Linked DNA regions of Homo sapiens: region 1 is linked to region 2. A link is an interaction called in ENCODE POLR2A ChIA-PET data of the cell type or tissue named here. Cell type or tissue: PC-3. All regions are shown on one strand.

The links. Peaks named below come from ENCODE experiments on the same cell type or tissue, not always from the same donor. Only the 100,000 strongest peaks of a DNase experiment are listed, where the experiment ranks them.
Region 1: POLR2A ChIA-PET joins it to region 2 with 12 read pairs; 2 of 35 experiments call an interaction of 5 or more read pairs at or near these places.

Annotation. Positions count from the first base shown.
Region 1 is chr1:226,524,310-226,529,309 of GRCh38, forward strand. No RefSeq gene overlaps it. Among named protein-coding and RNA genes, the nearest start is that of STUM, 22 kb to the right of the region's middle. In PC-3, no CTCF peak of the experiment used is centred here; a DNase peak (open chromatin) is centred at 2,662; H3K4me3 peaks cover 352 bases.
Region 2 is chr1:227,252,213-227,257,212 of GRCh38, forward strand. CDC42BPA (CDC42 binding protein kinase alpha) reads right to left here. Exons shown (of 37, transcript NM_001394014.1): 2 at 1,852-1,943. Among named protein-coding and RNA genes, the nearest start is that of CDC42BPA, 64 kb to the right of the region's middle. In PC-3, no CTCF peak of the experiment used is centred here; no DNase peak of the experiment used is centred here.

The DNA.
Region 1 (5,000 bases), 730 kb before region 2:
AAATGCTAGCAATTATGATTTCCCTCTATGCCCCATTGCCCAAGAACTCCAGGCTCACCTCTGCTTCCCTTTCTTGTCCCACTCACCACCCCCTCCTCTGTCACACAGTTTATTGAGCTCCATCCACTCGGAACCATTTGCAGACTGAGGAATATGTCATGTGCTCTCTTACCTCTGGGCCTTGGCACATGCAGGTATATCAGTTAGGATTAGGTTCAGCTGCAAATTACAACAACAACAAAACAAACAAGTAGTTTAAATCTGACATTTATTTATTTGGCATGTGAAAGAAGCCAGAAGGGTGGCTCTCCAGGGCTGATATAGCAGCTTCACAGTTGTCAGGATGCAAGCTCTTCTTAACTTTCTGCTCTACCATACTTTATAGTTGGTTTCTATCTCAAGTTTGCTTTATGACACAAAATAGCTGCTGGCACTCCAGCCATCAAGTCCACATTCCAGGCAGAAAAATAGAGGAACTTGGTTGTGTCTCCTAGTTGAGTCAGAACTCCTTCCAAGAAACCCTGTAAACTTGTATTTATATCCCATTATTCATTGCTAGCTACAAGGGAGTCTGGGAAATGTAGCCCTTTAGCTAGAAATATTGCCTAGCAGGATAAAATGATGTTCTAATCATCAGGAAAAAGAGATAGATAGATATTGGGTAGAAGCTAGTAATCTCTGCAATCAATGAATGTCCCTTCTCTTTGTTCAACTTGCTCTATTGACCCTTTTGCTCTCAGCCTAGATAGAGCTTCTTTTAGGAGACAGGCCTCTTGTAGGTACTTTCCTTGTCCCAGACTTCCTCCTTATCACACTGTATTGCTCCTGCTGCTCCACCTGTCAGTCTCCTCCCTTGAACATGAGTGCCTGGAAGGCAGGGACTGTAGGTGCTCAATAAAGGCTTATGGAGTGAATGCTGGGAGAAGGCTGGGGCAGCCTCATCCAGGAGCATGTCACACTATTTCTCCCTGTGCAGAATGCTATTATAAACTCCAATTGATCTTGCTATGTTTTCATTTCTATGTCATTACCACAAATATGTACCCAAACCTTGTTTTTGAAAGAAAAAACATCTCTTCCCCAAACCACCTGGGATGGCCCATGATTTGTACCTTCACAGCTTTGGAGAATGGAATATAAAAAACAGCATAGCGTCCAAACGGATCTGGACGTGGTCTGTAGGGCAATAAAATAAAAAGTAATTTATAAGTGGCAAGAAATTTGAACTGAAGCATAATTTTATTTTGTGAGGAAAGCCAAGCTGTTCCATATAATTTGTCATTCAAACGGGGCTCTCTGACTTGCTCAAGCCAAAGGCTCCTAACTCCTTCCCATCTCCGACTGACTCCTTCTGATTTAATTCTAAGTGGCCGAGCTCCCGGTATCTCCAGTAAAGATGTTTGCTATCTCTTGGCTTAGGCAGGTTGTCTATACTCTTTGTAAATGGCTGATCTGAGATGAAAAATTTTGGCCGTATTATCCTAGAAATGTGCTCCTAGAAAAACTCTATCAGTAGTTTTCAATTCTCTATCACTGTTTACCAACCCATTCCAAAATTTAGTTGCTTAAAACAACAATTTATTATTTCTCAAGATCCTGTGGTTTGGCTGAGCTTAGCAGCGCAGCCCTTCTGTTCCTTGTGTATTGCTTAGGTCACTCCTGTGGTTGCCTTCAGCTGGGAGCTTGCCTGTGATTGGAACATCCAAAATGGCCTCTCCTCATACCCCATTTTCCATGGTGTGATTATTCCACATTGCATGCCGGTATCAAAACATCTCATGTACCCCATAGATATACACACCTACTATGTACCCACAAACATTAAACATAAAAAAATAAGGAAAAAATGGACTACCCTTTTCCAGGGCCTCTCTCCACATGGCCTTGCACCATTCAGTAGCCAAACTTGAGCTTCCTTCAGCAATGGCAGCTGGCTTCCAAGGAGGAACTTCCTAAGGGGGCAAGCCCAAATTTGCAAGTGCTTCCAAGGCTTCATGCCTGCTAATATCCCATTGGCCAAAGCAAGTCATGAGGATGATCCAAGAGTCAATGAGAGAGGGGAATACACAGTCCACAAATACTAAGTGACATGTTTCCTTGACCACCAATATAATAATCTACACAAGTGCCCTCTAAGGAGAATGGAACAGGAGAGGAGAAGACTAGCCTGGGGTGAGCTGCATTCCTTTTAGTATAAGTTCCACGACTTCATGACTTATTCTTTGAGCTCCAGAGGCAGAGCCAGTGGATGAGGGCTGCAAGGTAGCAGGTTTGGATTTTAATAGGAGCTGCCTAACAGTGAGACACCTGCTTTGTGAGACAGTGAGCCACCCATTGTGGGGAGTATTCAGAGAGAATCTAGATTGCCTCTTGGTGGGAATGTGTAAGGAATTCTTGCCCGAGCTAAGAGCTGGACTAAATAATGGATAAGCTTTCTTTTAACTCGGAGTCTATTTAAAGCTCTCCTAGGCAGGCCAAGAACATTTGTCTCACAGATAACAAATTCATGTCAAGCCACTTGCAAGGTGGGGCGAAGAACGTAGTCCTCCAGGTGGAGAAGATCCCAGCTGTGGAAGGGACTCTGTCTGCGGATTGGGAACATTCTTTGTGCTCTCGTTGATTGACAGCTGCACTGGGGTTGAGAGGGCGGGACTTCCTGGCCCAACCAGCCGTGAGGGAAACAAACAGGAAAAGGTGACTGGGTCCTGGTCAGCACCGTCCAAACACGCTTCCCACAAGTACTTCAGCTCCACACAGCCCTTCAGGGGCTGCCAGGGAAAGAGGAGGCAGGGGCGGGGGAGGGTAAGGGAGGCTGTCTGGGGAGAAGCCACTGACCTTGCACTCCATCAGAGCAGCTCCACTTTCGTTCTTGCAGACTGAGTTTTCTTGTGAGATTTTTGTTTAAGGAAAAGCTTCCAGGGCTAAAATTGAAAGCTTTAAAACTACTCAGAGCGATTTTATCCATGAGAGACATTAAGTCAGCCGAAGTGCCCTGCTGCAGGGGGGACCCTGCGTAGCGGTGGAGGACGGGGGTAGGGAGGCAGCCCTCCAGGCCTTTGTTATTGAGGGAGGGCAGTGGAGGTGCTCAGGGTGGGGCAGGGCTGGGGCCGGGGCCAGAGTCAGCTCCTGCACCGAGGTGCGGTCTCAGGGTACAGTTTCAGGGGGCTTGGCCCTTCTTACCTGGGGGTGGCCCCAGTCTATCTAAAGGCACTAAGACACCCACAGATGACAGAGCCAGAGCCAGGGACGCTGGGACGACCACTCCTGGGGGCACTGCGGGAATGTGAGGGCACCAGTCCAGCTCCAGGTCTGACTGGAAGATCTAGAGCTCCCCTAGATTTGGAGCTCGCCCTACACTCCCGGCAGCACCCTCTCTGGACAAGCCTGGGAGCCCGGATCCTTTTGCTCCAGAGCGCCTGGCACGTCCTCAGGGTGAGGCATCCTGGTGGTGTGCTGAAGGAGGATACCCTCCCATCTCAGCTTCAGGCAAGCATTCTTAGGGCTTCAGGTCCAAAACACGACCCCTTTCCACCTCCAGACAAAAACAGAGTGGGGCCAGCAAGGTGGTCAGGATGGAATCTTTTGGACAAAACCAGTGCCTCCTGGAGTGAGAAGCAGACCAGTGTACCATAACTGGAGCCTGTCTTCGGCACCTCCCACCTCCTGTTCCAGGACACCCTCCCCTCAACACGTATATTAGTCTTCTATTGCTTTGTAAGAGATTGCCACAAGTTTAGCAACTTGAAAAGACACCCATTATTCTATGGCAGTTTTTGGGTCAAGAGACTGTACGGCTTCACTGCATCCCTTGCTCAGAGTCCCCTGGGCTGTATTCCCCTCTGGAGGCTCACCTGGGGAAGAATCCACTCCCAGATTCACTCAGACTGTTGGCAGCATTCACTTCCTTGCAACTGTACCAAGGGATGGGGTCGGGGAGTGTCCCCCTGTTTACTGGCTTTGACTGGAGGCTTGCCCTCAGGTCCTAGGCTGCCAGCTTCCTGCCACAAAGGCCTGGCCACTGATTTCTTCTGCCCTCAGGAGATGAGGCAGTATGGTATTTTTGTACTTAAACATAGAAAAGGTACAGTAAAAATATGGTATTATAATATCACTGACAGTCTCTGCCCTCAGGAGGCCCTTCTCTTTAAGGGCTGCCTGCCTGATTAAGTCGGGCGCACCCAGGACAATCTCCCTTTAGATGAACTCAAAATCAACCAATCTGGGACCTCAATTACCTCTGAAAGTCCCTTCATTTTTCCCATAGTCCATTGGCTAGAAGCAAGTCTCAGGTCCCACCTAAGCTCAAGGGGAGGGGGATATACAGGGTGTGAACAGCCAGGGGACGGGAATCCTGGGGGGCGTCTCCCACACTCCTCTTTTGGAGACCTCAGGACCCAGTACCCTAATCCCTTCCTTCACTTGTGAGGACCCACACCCTGCGACCCCTGCCACCTGCCCCTACCATGCACAGCTCTTCCAGTCCAGACCTGCTCATAGCAACTCAGTTTTCTGTCCTATCCTAACACAAATTTTCTCCCAGCTGTCAGACAAGATAGACATAATTGGATCAAAGAAGTCCCCAAAGGGGACTCTGCATCGTCTTTGGGGGGCTTCTGCCTTATTCCAAAGAAGTGACCGGGAGAGACATGTTAGGGGTCCATGACTAGTGAATCATAAAAATGGTTTACAGTTAAGTGTTGCTTAATGACAGGGATTATGTTCTGAGAGATGTGCCATTGGGTGATTTTGTCCTTGTGCAAACATCACTGAGTTTGCCACCTAGGCTATATGGCATATAGCCTATTGCCCCTAGGCTACTAACCTGTACAGCATGTTACTGTACTGAATACTGTAGGTAATTGTAACATGATGGCAAGTATTTTTGTACTTAAACATACCTAAACATAGAAAAGGTACAGTAAAAATATGGCATTGTAATCTTAAGGGACCAGTGTACTACTCTGTGTGGTATGTTGTTGACTGAAACGCCATTATGCTGT
Region 2 (5,000 bases):
GCCAAAAGTTAATTCATGGAAAAGATAATAAACTGATAAACCCCTAGCAAGAAAAATAAAAAGAGAGAGAAATGATCAATACAGTAACAAGTTTTAAAAATTAGATGAAATGGATAAACCTAGCAAAACTAATACATACACAGAACAAGTCATTTTATTTCCATTAAAGAAATTAAACATTATTTAAAACTTTTTCACTAGCAACCTCTGGTCTCAGAGGCTTCACCAGTTAAATCTTGTAAGCATATCAGGAAAAAAATAATAACAATCTTCACTAACTCTTCTGGAGAATACTAAAGGAGGGAACATTTCCCTCTTCTTGTAAGACCAGTATAACCAAGATACCAAAATCTGATCAGAACATTCGAAGTAGGAAAATTACAGGCCAATTTATCTGAAGAACACAGGTGCAAAGATCCTATCAACACACAAAAAGCACATGAAGTCCGTTGGTACATATAAAGGGGGTAACATATCACAAGTCAGTTGGGCTTATTTTAGGAATGCAAAGATTGTTTAACATCTGAAAATATAACAGCATAATTCAACACATTAACAAAGTAAAGGAGAAAAACCATGAGTGTCCCAAAAGATGCAGATAAAGTATTAATAAAATTCAACAAAATTCCTATTTGAAAAGTATAACAAGGTATAAGATCAATAAAATTAAATTCTACTTCTAACTACTACCAAGAAAACAATTAAGAAATGAAATTTCACAAACAATTCTAATTAAAATAATATCAAGACTATCACATATCCAGGAATAAATCTGCTGAAAGATGTGGAGGTCTTCTATACTGAATGAACACTACAAAACGGTATTGAGATAAATTTATAAAGCCCTAAATAAATGGAAGAATATACCACGTCTATGGATTAGGTGACTCAGTAGTATTGTTAAAATGCCAATTGTCTGCAAACTGATCTCCAGTTTCAATACAAACTTTACCCAAATTCCTGGAAAAAAGAGAGAGAGAGAGGAGACAAGAGAAGAGAGAGGAGAGAGAGAGGAGGGAGAGAGAGAAAGAGAGCGAGAGAGAGAGCGAGAGAGAGCGCGCGCGCGTGCGCGTGCATGTGTATCTTTACAAGTGAGTCGAAATTGAAAAACTGATTCTAAAATACTATGAAAATATCCTTTAGGAGGACAAGGTGGGCAGATCACTTGAGGTCAGGAATTTGAGACCCGCCTGACCAACACGGCAAAAACCCAACTTGACTAAAAATACAAAAATTAGCTGGGCCTGATGGCGGACGCCTGTAATCCCAGCTACTCGGGAGGCTGAAGCAGGAGAATCACTTGAATCCGGGAGGTGGAGGTTGTAGTGAGCCAAGATCATGCCACTGCGCTCCAGCCTGGGCAACAGAGGGAAACTCCATCTCAAAAATAAATAAATACATACATACATACATACATACATACATACATACATACATTCATACATAAAATAAAATACTATGAAAATATCAGGGGAGGAGAGATGGGAGAGGGGGAGAAAAAGGAAGTCAGAGTATATACACTACCAGGTATCAAGATTCCTTATAAACTAGAATAAGACAGACCAACAGAACAAAAGAAGAGTCTAGAAACACACTCATATTTACATTGACATATGAAGTACATGTGAAAACATGATCTTAGAAAAAATTCCCAGTAGAAATATTTCATTCAACACTTTATTTTCTGAGCTATTATATCAATCACAACAGCACAATCAATCACATCAATCACAACTTAACAAATATTGTTTAACAAGTAACAAGTAACAATACTTGTTAAATTCTCTCACAATTGTGTTCAACAGCTTCCAAAATAATTAGCAGACCTTCTATCAAATCTTAATCTCTTACCTCCCCAAAAGCTCCTCGACCAATCACCTTTAATATTTCAAAGTCTTCTCTATGTAATCGCATTTGTTTCACTTTAGAAGTAAATGGTTTAGCTGAAATGAAAGAGCAATATCAATTATTTTCTTAATAAAATGTGATGCAAATTAGATATAAATAATGGTGTTTCTTAGTTACACAAAAATTCAAATTATGATTTAAGAATTGTCAAAATATTTAAAAATCCCAAACTATATGAGAATAAACAGATTTAATTTCCCTAAGAAAACAATATATTTTCTTTTATTTCTTACATATGAATTACATTTTTGGTGAGAAATGTATGTTTAAACTCCAAATAACATATAAAAGAATGCAAAGCAAGGGGGATGTAAAAATGAGACCAGTTTTAACATTCTATCAGCATTAAATATATATTTTAACACAAAGATATAAAAAATAAAAGCAGATTTCATGGCACCAGAGAGCTCTTCAGCAATTCCCACCAAGTAAACTCATGTTTCTTTCACGCTCATTCATTTGTTCCTTTAAAATGCGTTAGCAAACGTCTACAGTATACAAAGCATGGTGGCAATGACTGGAGTTTTTAAAAATTTGATTATGATATGATACTTTCCTTCAAGAAACTCTTAGTCTTCATTCAAGAAAGACAAGTATGCATATATGCAGACACAAAATTTAATAATGTGATAAAGTTTTAAGTGCTTCAGAATTAGTGAGAATAGAACACTAATTATGTGGATACTAATGCTTCACACAAAGGAGATAACAGATAAATTGAACCTTGAGGACTAAATAGAATCTTGCTGCTTTGCCTGGGTTTGACAATGTAGATATTCCAGGCAAGAGGGAACAATATAAGCAAATGAAGAGAGGCGAGGAAGTGAATTTGGGGTGTTAATGGTAAATAATCCATGGTAAAGAATTGTGAGAAGAAATGCAAAGAAATAAGAGCTAGAAAATGGAAAAGGCTTTGAATTTCATTAAAGGAATTTAGATGTAATCTTATTAATAATTTTAACTGGTAAATTAAAAATGTTTAATGATTAGAGCAATTACATATTCTGCTGCCTCTAAGAGAAGTTTAAACGTGTCTCCTTTCCTCTCCTCAGGTCCCTCTTTATTCTAACACAAAAAGGAACTGATATGATTAAAGGATCATAATACATGGGTGTAGCTGTCTTCTCTCTTCCTTCCATGGAGCCAGAGTGTGATAAGATCAAAGATACATATTTGAGCATTAGGGGAGTGAAACAGATAGGTCATACAGTTTGCTCTGATCTAAAAGTATGCATTTAGCTCTAACTAGCTTCGAAAACGGGTATTCCACACTGCTTAGTCAAGTCCACTAGGGATTTCTGTATTTGTGTTTTGTAAGGAAAGGAAAGAGAGAGAGGATTTCTATCTGGAATTGACACAACAGAGAAGAGAAAGAGAAAAAAATTAGCTGAACGTGGTGGCATATGCCTGTAGTCCTTAGCTACACAGGAGGCTAAGGCAGGAGGATAACTTGAGCCCAGGTATTCGAGGCTGCAATGAGTCATGATCATACCACTGCACTCCTGCCTGGGCAAAACAGCAAGATCCTGTCTCTTAAAAAGCAGTAATAAAAGAATTAATAATAATAAAATTCCATTTGCAACAGCATCCAAAAGAATAAAGTACTTAAAGATAAATTTAACCAATGAGGTGAAAGACTTGTACATTGGAAACTACAGAATATTGCTGATAAAAATTAAAGAAGACTTAAATAAATGAAAAGACATCCAGTATTCTAGATTGGAAGAAGACTTAATATTGTTAATATGACAATGTTACCCAAAGCAATCCACAGATTCAAAGCAATCCCTATCAAAATTACAATGGCATTACAGAAATAGAAAAACTCATCCTAAAATTCATATGGAGAGAGAGAAAAGACAACCCATAGAATGGGAAAAGTATTTGCAAATCATGTATCTACTAAGGAATTAATACCAGAATATACAAAGAACTCCTACAAGTCAACAACAAAAAACCCCAATTCAAAAATGGGCAAAAGTTTTAATAAACATTTCTCCAAAGAAGATAAATAAAAATGAAAAAAGAATGAGTTCATGTCCTTTGCAGGGACATGGATGAAGCTGGAAACCATCATTCTCAACAAACTAACACAGGAACAGAAAACCAAATACCACATGTTCTCACTCATAAGTGGGAGATGAACAATGAGAACATACATGGACACAGGGAGGGGCACATCACACACTGGGGCCTGTTGGGGTGGGGGCCAAGAGGAGGGAAAGCATTAGATAAATAACTAATGCACGCGGGGCTTAAAACACAGATGACAGGTTGATAGGTGTAGCAAACCACCATGGCACATGTATACCTATGTAACAAACCTGCATGTTCTGCACATGTATCCCAGAACTTAAAAGTAAAATAATATATATATGAAGATATATAAAAATGGCCAAAACACATATGAAAAGATACTCAACATCACTAATCATTAAGGAAATGAAAACCAAAACCACAATGAGATACCACTTCACAACCTCTACAATAGCTGAATTTTTTAAATTAATTAAATAAAACAGAAAATAACAAGTGATGAAGAGGATGTGGAGAAACTGGAACCCTCATTCATTGCTAGAGGGGATATAAAATGTTACTGCTGCTTTGTAAAACAGTTGGGTAGTTCCTCAAAAAGCTAAACATAGATTTACCAACATATCCCAGCAATTCCATTCCTATGTACCCAAGAGAATCAAAAGAAGAGATTCAAACAGATATCTGTACAATGATGTTCATGACAGCATTATTCGCAGTAGCCAAAAGGTGGAAATTATCCAAATGTCCATCAAGAGATGAACAGATAAACAAAATGTGATATATATATACAGACACACACACACACACACACACACACACACACACACACACACCAGTATGTTAAGCAGCTTTAAAATGAAGTTAAGGTCTGATACGTGCTATAATGTGGATAAATCTTGAAAACATGCTAAGTAAAGTAAGACAGGCATTAAAAGGCAAATATATTATGTCACTTAAATGAAATATCTAGAATAGGCAAATTCATAGAGACAGAAAGTAGATTAAAGGTTACTAAGGGCTGGGGGACAGGAGAATGAAAACTTATGGCTTAATGG